Linked DNA regions of Homo sapiens: region 1 is linked to region 2. A link is a contact called in ENCODE Hi-C or POLR2A ChIA-PET data. All regions are on one chromosome and are shown on one strand. The core of a region is the stretch at or near the end of the contact, and the rest is flanking DNA. Distances in the headings are between cores, read along the strand shown.

Evidence for each region. A loop is a pair of places that touch in the nucleus more often than their neighbours do. ChIA-PET counts read pairs that join two places held with the same protein, here RNA polymerase II (POLR2A). Pooled maps may share reads with other maps.
Region 1: a map of CD4-positive, alpha-beta T cell shows a loop between it and region 2 (4-fold over the local background). The contact joins the enhancer-like site here to the promoter of NAT10 in region 2. A Hi-C loop is called at or near these places in 2 of 168 maps with a recorded cell type or tissue (CD4-positive, alpha-beta T cell and naive thymus-derived CD4-positive, alpha-beta T cell) and 6 of 50 pooled maps. POLR2A ChIA-PET finds 5 or more read pairs at or near these places in 1 of 52 experiments (Panc1).

Annotation. Positions count from the first base shown.
Region 1 is chr11:35,165,336-35,169,429 of GRCh38, forward strand. The region is part of intron 1 of CD44 (CD44 molecule (IN blood group)); the gene reads left to right. Among named protein-coding and RNA genes, the nearest start is that of SNORD164, 4.4 kb to the left of the region's middle. RefSeq lists a silencer at 224-273 and an enhancer at 694-753. Within about 2 kb of position 1,361, at least 31 of the 41 ENCODE cell types and tissues checked have a DNase peak (open chromatin) inside an H3K27ac peak, as active enhancers do; they include CD4-positive, alpha-beta T cell and Panc1, where a contact is called at or near this core.
Region 2 is chr11:34,103,196-34,106,927 of GRCh38, forward strand. It overlaps NAT10 (N-acetyltransferase 10), which reads left to right and starts at 2,434. Exons shown (of 29, transcript NM_024662.3): 1 at 2,434-2,597. RefSeq lists an enhancer at 2,187-2,646.

The DNA of each region.
Region 1 (4,094 bases), core at 111-2,610, 1.1 Mb after region 2:
ACTGGAAAATCTGAGTTGAGATCTGGGTTTACCAAACTCTCCGTAAGACTTTGAGTCTGTGAAACTTATGTCCATTAGTTTCTTCACCTTTTAAATGGGTCTGTAGTACCTACCCTCTGGGCCTCACAGGCTGCTTTTGGGTGTGAAAGTGCTTTATAATTGGTGAAGGAAACTGCTACGTGGCAAGAATAGCAAAGCCTGATGTACTTTAATCCATTCGGTTCTGCTGAGGGTGGAGCCCCAATGTGTCTTAATTCATATGAGGTTTCTGAGAAGCTTTTTGAGATTTTAATACTGTCCCAGGTATGCACATCAACCTTCTCACTTTTATCCCCCAAGCTCCAAAATTTCATAACTTTTTATTTCATCTTGGGTGGCAGGAAGGCAAGGTGTGCCTGGGGGAGCTACAGGGAGTTATTCAAGGTCACATAATTAGCTTATAATTAACAGAGTTTAGGCTAGAACCAGTGCATCCCACTCCCAGATGGGGGCCCCCGGCTTATCTCAGCATGTCAGCAACCCATGAATCAGCCCTGAAATATAGATATTACCTATGAGTAACAGTTTCTCATCCTACCTCAACTGTTACGAAAGTCTTCCCTCAAACTAAAGCTAAGCAGTTCCACAAAATGCCAGCTATAGACATTAGCAGAAACTGTATATTGATTAGGTGATGTATCAGTCATTGTAACTACCCAGAAAAAAAAATACAATGACAAAACCAAGTGGCCCAACCTTATTTTCTACTTGCAAGAGGAAAAACCCTATTTGGGCCCCAAGATGCTTTTTTCATTTCATTTACCACATCCTGGGTTTGTGCTAGTCAATCTGCTAAATCAATAAGATCCGAAAAAGCAGAAAACAAAGATCGTGAGGCCAGAGGATTTCCTGATCACCATGGCAACACACAGGGGTGGGTACTGTGGTTTCTCTGCCTGAAGACGCACTCGTCAAAGACTACTTGGTGTTACAGAATTCTGGTGCAGTGAAGCAACAGTTCTGGGACATATACTTTCTTTTGCCAGAAAGACTCTGTTGGATCCAGGACCAGGAGTGGGGGGTTAAACAGTTCTCCATACCCTCACCTCCAAGTCCCCATCATCCCATTAGGAGACAGGGACAGTACTGTTCTCCAAACTCTCAAAACAACCCAAGAGCTTTCTAGGCTGTGCATTGGGTTGATCATTTGGTGGCCTTGGCTGAAGGGCCAGGGTAACAGCTAGGAGAACCCTTGGGATTCTTCTCCAATGTGACAGGCCCCTCCATGTTGGTTCAGCGTTGACTGCCATGACAGGCTCCAGGCTCCACGGAAAAAAGGCAGAGAAATCAGGGGGTCCAGCCAGGCGCCAAGACGTTGGGGTGCCTTGCATTTCTAAGTGCCAAGTGATGAATAGCTCAGTTGAAAGCAACCCAGGGCACATTCTGGAGGAAATTCTCTGGGTATGATTGTGCATGACTGTTTTCTCTGCTCATTAAACCCTCATCTGCCTCCAGGGCAATTCCGGGAGAGACTGAGTCACTCAAGACTCATGGTCTGCACTGGGCAGCCAAAGGCGATTCGGCCACCAAGTGTGATTCTGGCCTCATTCAGAAGTGGATGCTAAACAATACACCCTTTCACCAGGAGCCCATCACATGGGCATCAGGAGATGGGGGCGAGTGATGTGCCAGCCTTCTAGACTGGCAGGCCTGGGGGGCAGCAGAGGGCACAATAGCTAGAAAGACTCCCAGATGAAAACTTCTGGGCTTTGAAGCCTTCGAACAAATGAAGAAGAAAATGACTTCTTCGTGTCCTATTAAGACAGTGAGTTGTGGCTTTTTTGAGAGCAGCTTGCTCAGACCTCTTATGAAAGATAGATCAGTAGCAACAGCACTGGTGTAGGAGTCAGAAATCTGCAATTATGAACCACTGAGTTTTGTGTGTGTGTGTGTGTGTTTTTGTTTTTGTTTTTTGTTTGTTTTGTTTTGTTTTTTAACTTGCTGGAGGACCATACTCGGCTATCCTTGATTTTATTTTCTCCTGTGTCACAAGAGAAATTGGTTAGAAGCTTCCCATTGTGCCTCCTGGCTTTAAAAATAGATAATCCAATTAACAATAATGCTTTAAAACAACAAAACCTTGTCCTTTTCCCTTCCTACTTCTGATCAGAACCAGCTCAGTAAGATTTATTAGTTGTGCAATCTGTTTTGGACATGAGCTCAGCAAATCAGAGGACAGAAATAGAATCCTGGCTTTTTAATGATAAACACTGTAAAAATAAAAAATTTGGAGAGCTTACCAGTGCTTCTGGCTGCCCAAGTGGTTTGTGTGTGGTTGACTCCCAGGAGCTCAATCACTTTGGGTGCAGTCCACCCAGAGAGCTATGTTCCAGCTACATCAACCTGGAGCCTTAGCTTGGTCAGTCTAGATTTTTGGGTTTGGCTGCAGACATCTCGTAATGTCACAAGGACAGCCTGTGTCCTTGGTGACCCAACCCTGGGCCAACCCCAAGTCCTGGAGTCCTCTCCTAAGAGCCCTGCCTAATTGTAGAGAGAGCATTCAGGCTGTAAAGGGCAGGAGGCCTGGGGGCTACGACTAGGTTTGGGCTTTCTAAATTCCCAAGAGTATGATGGGAAGACCAACAGGCAGAATCAGAGAGAAGCAGTCAGCCCACTGCTGGGGAAAGCCAGTCAAGGTCAAGACTTCAGAATCTCCTCTCTGGAGAGAGAGTGAAAATTCCATTAGTGAAGTTTGTTCCACTGAAGCCTTACCAGGCCTTGGTAAAGGCCCCTATCTTGTGGTCCAGAATCAAGGGACTTCTGATCTTAAAATAATATTCAATAAGCTCAAATTCTTCTCTCTAGGGCTCTCTTTTCATGATCACCTCTCCACACTTTATTAAAAAATCACATGAAGGGTAAGTGGGCTTCCTGTCATTTCAGTGTCTGACCTGTGCATAAGTTGGAATTTAACACTGGAAAATGATCAGCCAGATTGCCCAGTCTGAAACCCAGGTCCCCCAGTGACTAGCACAAGTTACTTACATCTTCTCAATGAATCAGTTACCTCTTGTGTAAAATGGGGATAATAAAAATGCCTGCCACACAGGATTGTTAGGAAAATTAAGTGAAATATTAGGTGTAAAGTGCTGAATACCTTGAACCCAGACTAGGCACTCAGTGAGTGCTCACTGTGGTTATGGACCAGGAGCTGCAGGAATTAGAACACCATTGAGTAGCAGGAACTGGCTTTATTCTCATCTTCATGATAAAGCAACTTCTCCTTACATATAGCTTAATCTGGAACCAAAAATCTAATTCTGCCTCATCCCTCCTGAGGAGATGACAAATAGGGATCAGGCACACCTGGGTGGCTCAAGTTAGAAAACAAATTAACTCATTTTGCAGAATCTGGAGACGTCTGGTCTGGAGAACTGACAGTGCCCTCTCTTTGGGCATAGTATGACTGTAGGTTGTCTTTGGGTGGTCTTCATATGGAATGTACTGTGTTTGCCATGTTCCCTAGGAGATCTGGCCTCAGAAATGGCCCTGTGATGGTATGTGAACATACTGTCCTGTAACTGAGATGATAGCTTGCACATTCAGACAGACAAAGCCAGTTACAAAACTAAAAGTTGGTCTCTGAAACATTTGCTTTCGGGGAAAACAGCAAATGTTCACAGAAGCAAAGTTCTGGGTTAAAGACATTTTAAGTATCCAATAAGGAATTCTCAGCAAACACCAGCTGGTGATTCCTCAGATATGATGTGGGAAAGGAACCTGATAGGTGATCTTTTTGCACCCTATAAGACTGCAGCCTGTCGGGGGTTGGGGGCAGAAAGAGAGCATTTATTAATTCATTATTTCATTCAACATTTGCCTACCATGGGAGGCTGTACTAGGTACTGGGAATATAATTGTGAAGAAGGGAGACACCATTTCTGTTGTCAACGAAGCCCACAGAGAAGTTCCAAAATTTCAGAATGCTGGAATTTCTGGTTACTAGAGACCTTGAAGATAATAATTTCTTGTAATTCTTTACCTGGTTGTGTCACAGACTTTGAAAACCAATGAAAACCAGAGATGTTGCCCTACCTAAACACACACACACACAC
Region 2 (3,732 bases), core at 1,184-3,683:
ACTGAAAGGGGTAATTGAGCTAGATTTGAAGGATGAGGAGTAGCAGACTAGTCAAAGAAAGGGAGAGAAGAACATACCTAAACATCTGATCACCAGTGACTGAGAAAGTTATCAGGATCAAGTGGAAAGAGAAAGGACTAGCAGAGTTACAGGTTAGAGAAACAGGTAAAGGCTACTATGGACGGCATAATAGTTGCATCCCATGTTTTGTCTCTTAAGAACAGTTGCAAACTATTGAAGGTTTTAAAGCTGTGTGTTGGGCCGGGTGTGGTGGCTTGTGCCTGTAATCCCAGCACTTTGGGAGGCCGAGGCGGGTGGATCACGAGGTCAGGAGTTTGAGACCAGCCTGGCCAATATGGTGAAATCCCGTCTCTATTAAAAATAAAAAAGTAGCCAGGCGTTGTGGCATGCGCCTGTAGTCTCAGCTATTTGAGAGGCTGAGGCAGAAGAATCGCTTGAACCCGGGAAGTGAAGGTTGCAGTGAGCAGAGATCGCGCCACTGCATTCCAGCCTGGGCGACAGAGCGAGACTTCGTCTCACAAAAAAAAAAAAAAAAAAAAAAAAAAAAAAAAAAAAAAAAAGGCTGTATTGTTTGGGGTGGGGTTGGTGGCTCACTTAATAAAGTTACCATTTAAAGAACATTCAATGCAATGAACAACATATATGGACCAAGAGATGGTAAGGAGGCTTGTTGGAGTGGCCCATGTGAGAAATGGATTCCAACTTAAGGTGCGGATGGGGTGGTGGTAGTGAATGGATTCTATGGATTCCCTATCTCACTGGTCACTACTCAGTATCCTTTGCTGATTTCTCCAGGTCTTGGATGTCAGACTTCATCTCTAGCTGTGTTCTTCCCTGGGTGATCTGATCCAATCCCATGATTTTGAATATGATCAGCATTTTAGTCCTGAATATTTCTAGGCCCCAAACCTCTCAAAACTCATATTCAACATCTTGATATGAATTTCTCAATATTCCAAGTCAACTCCTTGATTACCCAACACCAGTTGTTCATTCATCCAGTTGCTCAGAGCAAATGTTTTGGGTGCCATCTTCAATGTACTTTTATAACCTGCATCTAATCCTTAAGTGAGTCCACGTGGTTCTAACTTGAATATCCAGAGTTATCTTATACTTCTAACTACTACCACAACTACCATCCTAGCACAGGTGACTACAATAGCTTATAATTGTTCTCCTTTTTCTACTTTTGCCTTCCTGTGATTTAGTTTTTGCATAACAGGAAGCCTTTTAAGAGGGCAAAGCAGATTTTCTCATTTCCCTGTCCCCCACAAACTCCAGTGGTTTCTCATCATGACTAGAATTAAATTCTAAATCTGGTCCTTCACTTGCCCACTGCTTTGGCCACACTGACTGCTTTGCCAGGACTCCCCCATCTTGGAGCTTTTGTATGTACATCTTTGGCACGGGGAAGTTTTTCACTCATATTCTCAGGGCTCATTCTTTCTAAATTTCAGGTCCTTGTTCCATCCAGTGTCACCCCGTCAGAGGCCTTCAGTGTTCGTTTCTAAAATAGTATCCTTAGTCACTTTACTCACTGGATACTTCTGCTTAATAGCATTTAAAACTTAACCTAGAATTAACCACGAGGGGCAGGAACATTTTGGACACTATCCCTTGTGAGCAGAATAGTGCGTGGGCATATTCACATTTTGCTGAATGAACTAAAAAATTTCATGATGGATGTTGGATTAAATGGGTAGTGCTGCTGATGACATTAAAAGTGTATCTGGGGAAGGGGTTTGGATTCAGACATTTGCGGTATCCAGGAGGAAACATCAAGCAGTTGATAATGTTTTTTGAAGTTCAGCGATCTGCCCCAAAGTCAAGAATGCAACACTATGTATAGGTTGTCCCTGTAGTCATGTTCTTGGAGTTCACTGGAAGCCCAGGGGGAGTAATTTCATTTGACGACCATATACAGGCCTAATGGGAGCCTGCAAAGTACAGCGGCCGCAGTCATGGGTAGATTACAGGATTCCCATCTGTAAGATCAGTACTGTGGGGGTGGAGGGCCAAGCGAAACCAATAAAATAGGTCTGTTGGCCGAGTTTCCTCAACTTAACGGGGATCGGTTAAATTGAACACAAATCGTTGGATCCGTCGCGTTTCGCGTAACCAGGCTGACGCTGAAAACCCTGGACCTACGTGGGCAGGCCCTGGGGTGCGGACATCTATTTTGCCCTTCTTAGCCGAGGTACTTTAGCTGGGATATGAAGAGTGAAGAGGCAAACCGCAGCCAACACCCAGCTACCGCGAGCAGTGGGACTAAAATGCGCAACCGCAGTGGACATCTAGGCCTCAGCTCCGCTTCTGGTGGCTTACGTCATTACTCAGCGACAGCCTTGAGGAAGGTCCCTTCTCGCTCGCCATCTCTGCGACTTTAATGCGCTTGCGCACGTGCTGTCTACCAGTTCCTGAGAGGGACGCGTGCCGCGGAGCCAGGCTTACTACGTGACCCGGACACCAGGCATACGCTAGGGGCAGTCAGCTGTGCCTTCTCTTTCGGAGTTGTTCCGTGCTCCCACGTGCTTCCCCTTCTCCACTGGCTGGGATCCCCCGGGCTCGGGGCGCAGGTACCCAACGCGGGAGGGCCGGGTATGGATGCCAAGATCGGTGTCTGTGTTCTTCCTGGGTCGAGAGGGGACCGGCCTCAGGATGAAGGCTCTGCATCCGGACGGATACCTGGCCTACGCCGTTTGTCCTCCACCCCTCTTTTGGGGCGCTCCAAGATAACAGAATCACCTCTCCAATACGCAGCCGCTCTCGGCGCGTGCTTCTCGAGCGTCCTCGGGGATTTGCGTGGCTCGATAACCACCTCTAAGTAGTGCCTGTAACTGGGGAGTCGGGGTGAATGGGTGGGTGACAACAGTTGTTTTCCGTGGAGCTTGCCCGCAGTGCCTGGCTGCAGGTCTGGGCATTATACTTAGGGTAATCTGATTCCAGATCCTTCCACGTTCTTAAATCCTTCACTGTGCACATTCCTTTATACTCTTTATTCAGCAGTCACATTCAGGACTTGGTTTTGTTTGCCAGTGCACCTAAAATGGTGCCTGCCACATAGATGTTATGTGTAGATAGACGAATGAGTGAGCGAAAAATAATCATCTCCTTCAAGGCCTTCCCCATCCAGGCCTTCCATGACAGCTTCAGCCCATAGTAATCTCAGCCCTTCCTTCATCTGACCGGTCCCTCAGTATAGCTATTTTTTTTTTTTTTACATCTAATTTTACCTGTGTTCTTGTTCCTCATCTCATTCTCTTAAATACCTTCTTCAAGAAGAATGCAAGCTTGAAGTCAAGGGCCTTGTGGTACTACTTCTGGGGCTCCCACAGTAGCTAGAGCAAAAGGCAGCCCCCATTAATTAGTTGTTGATTGATTTTTGCGGGATCTTTATGTGGCCGGCAACACAAGGTTTACAAGTTGGGAAGATTGGCGAACTGGGAAGAGCTCAGGCTTTGGAGTCAGGAAGACTTGAGTGTGAATTCTGTCTGTCGTTTTTCTGCCTCGGGATATTTGAATTCTTTATACTTTCTCCTTTACGTATAAATTGGGGTCCTTGACAGTGACTTAGTGTTTTATAGTAAGACATATGCTAAAATCTGTTTGGATTGGAAGGTTAGAAGGGACAGTTAAGGTATGGTAAGTTTCAGTAAATGAGCTTTATGTTTATAATGCAGTAGGTACCAGAGTTTCTAAGTAGCATGTCAC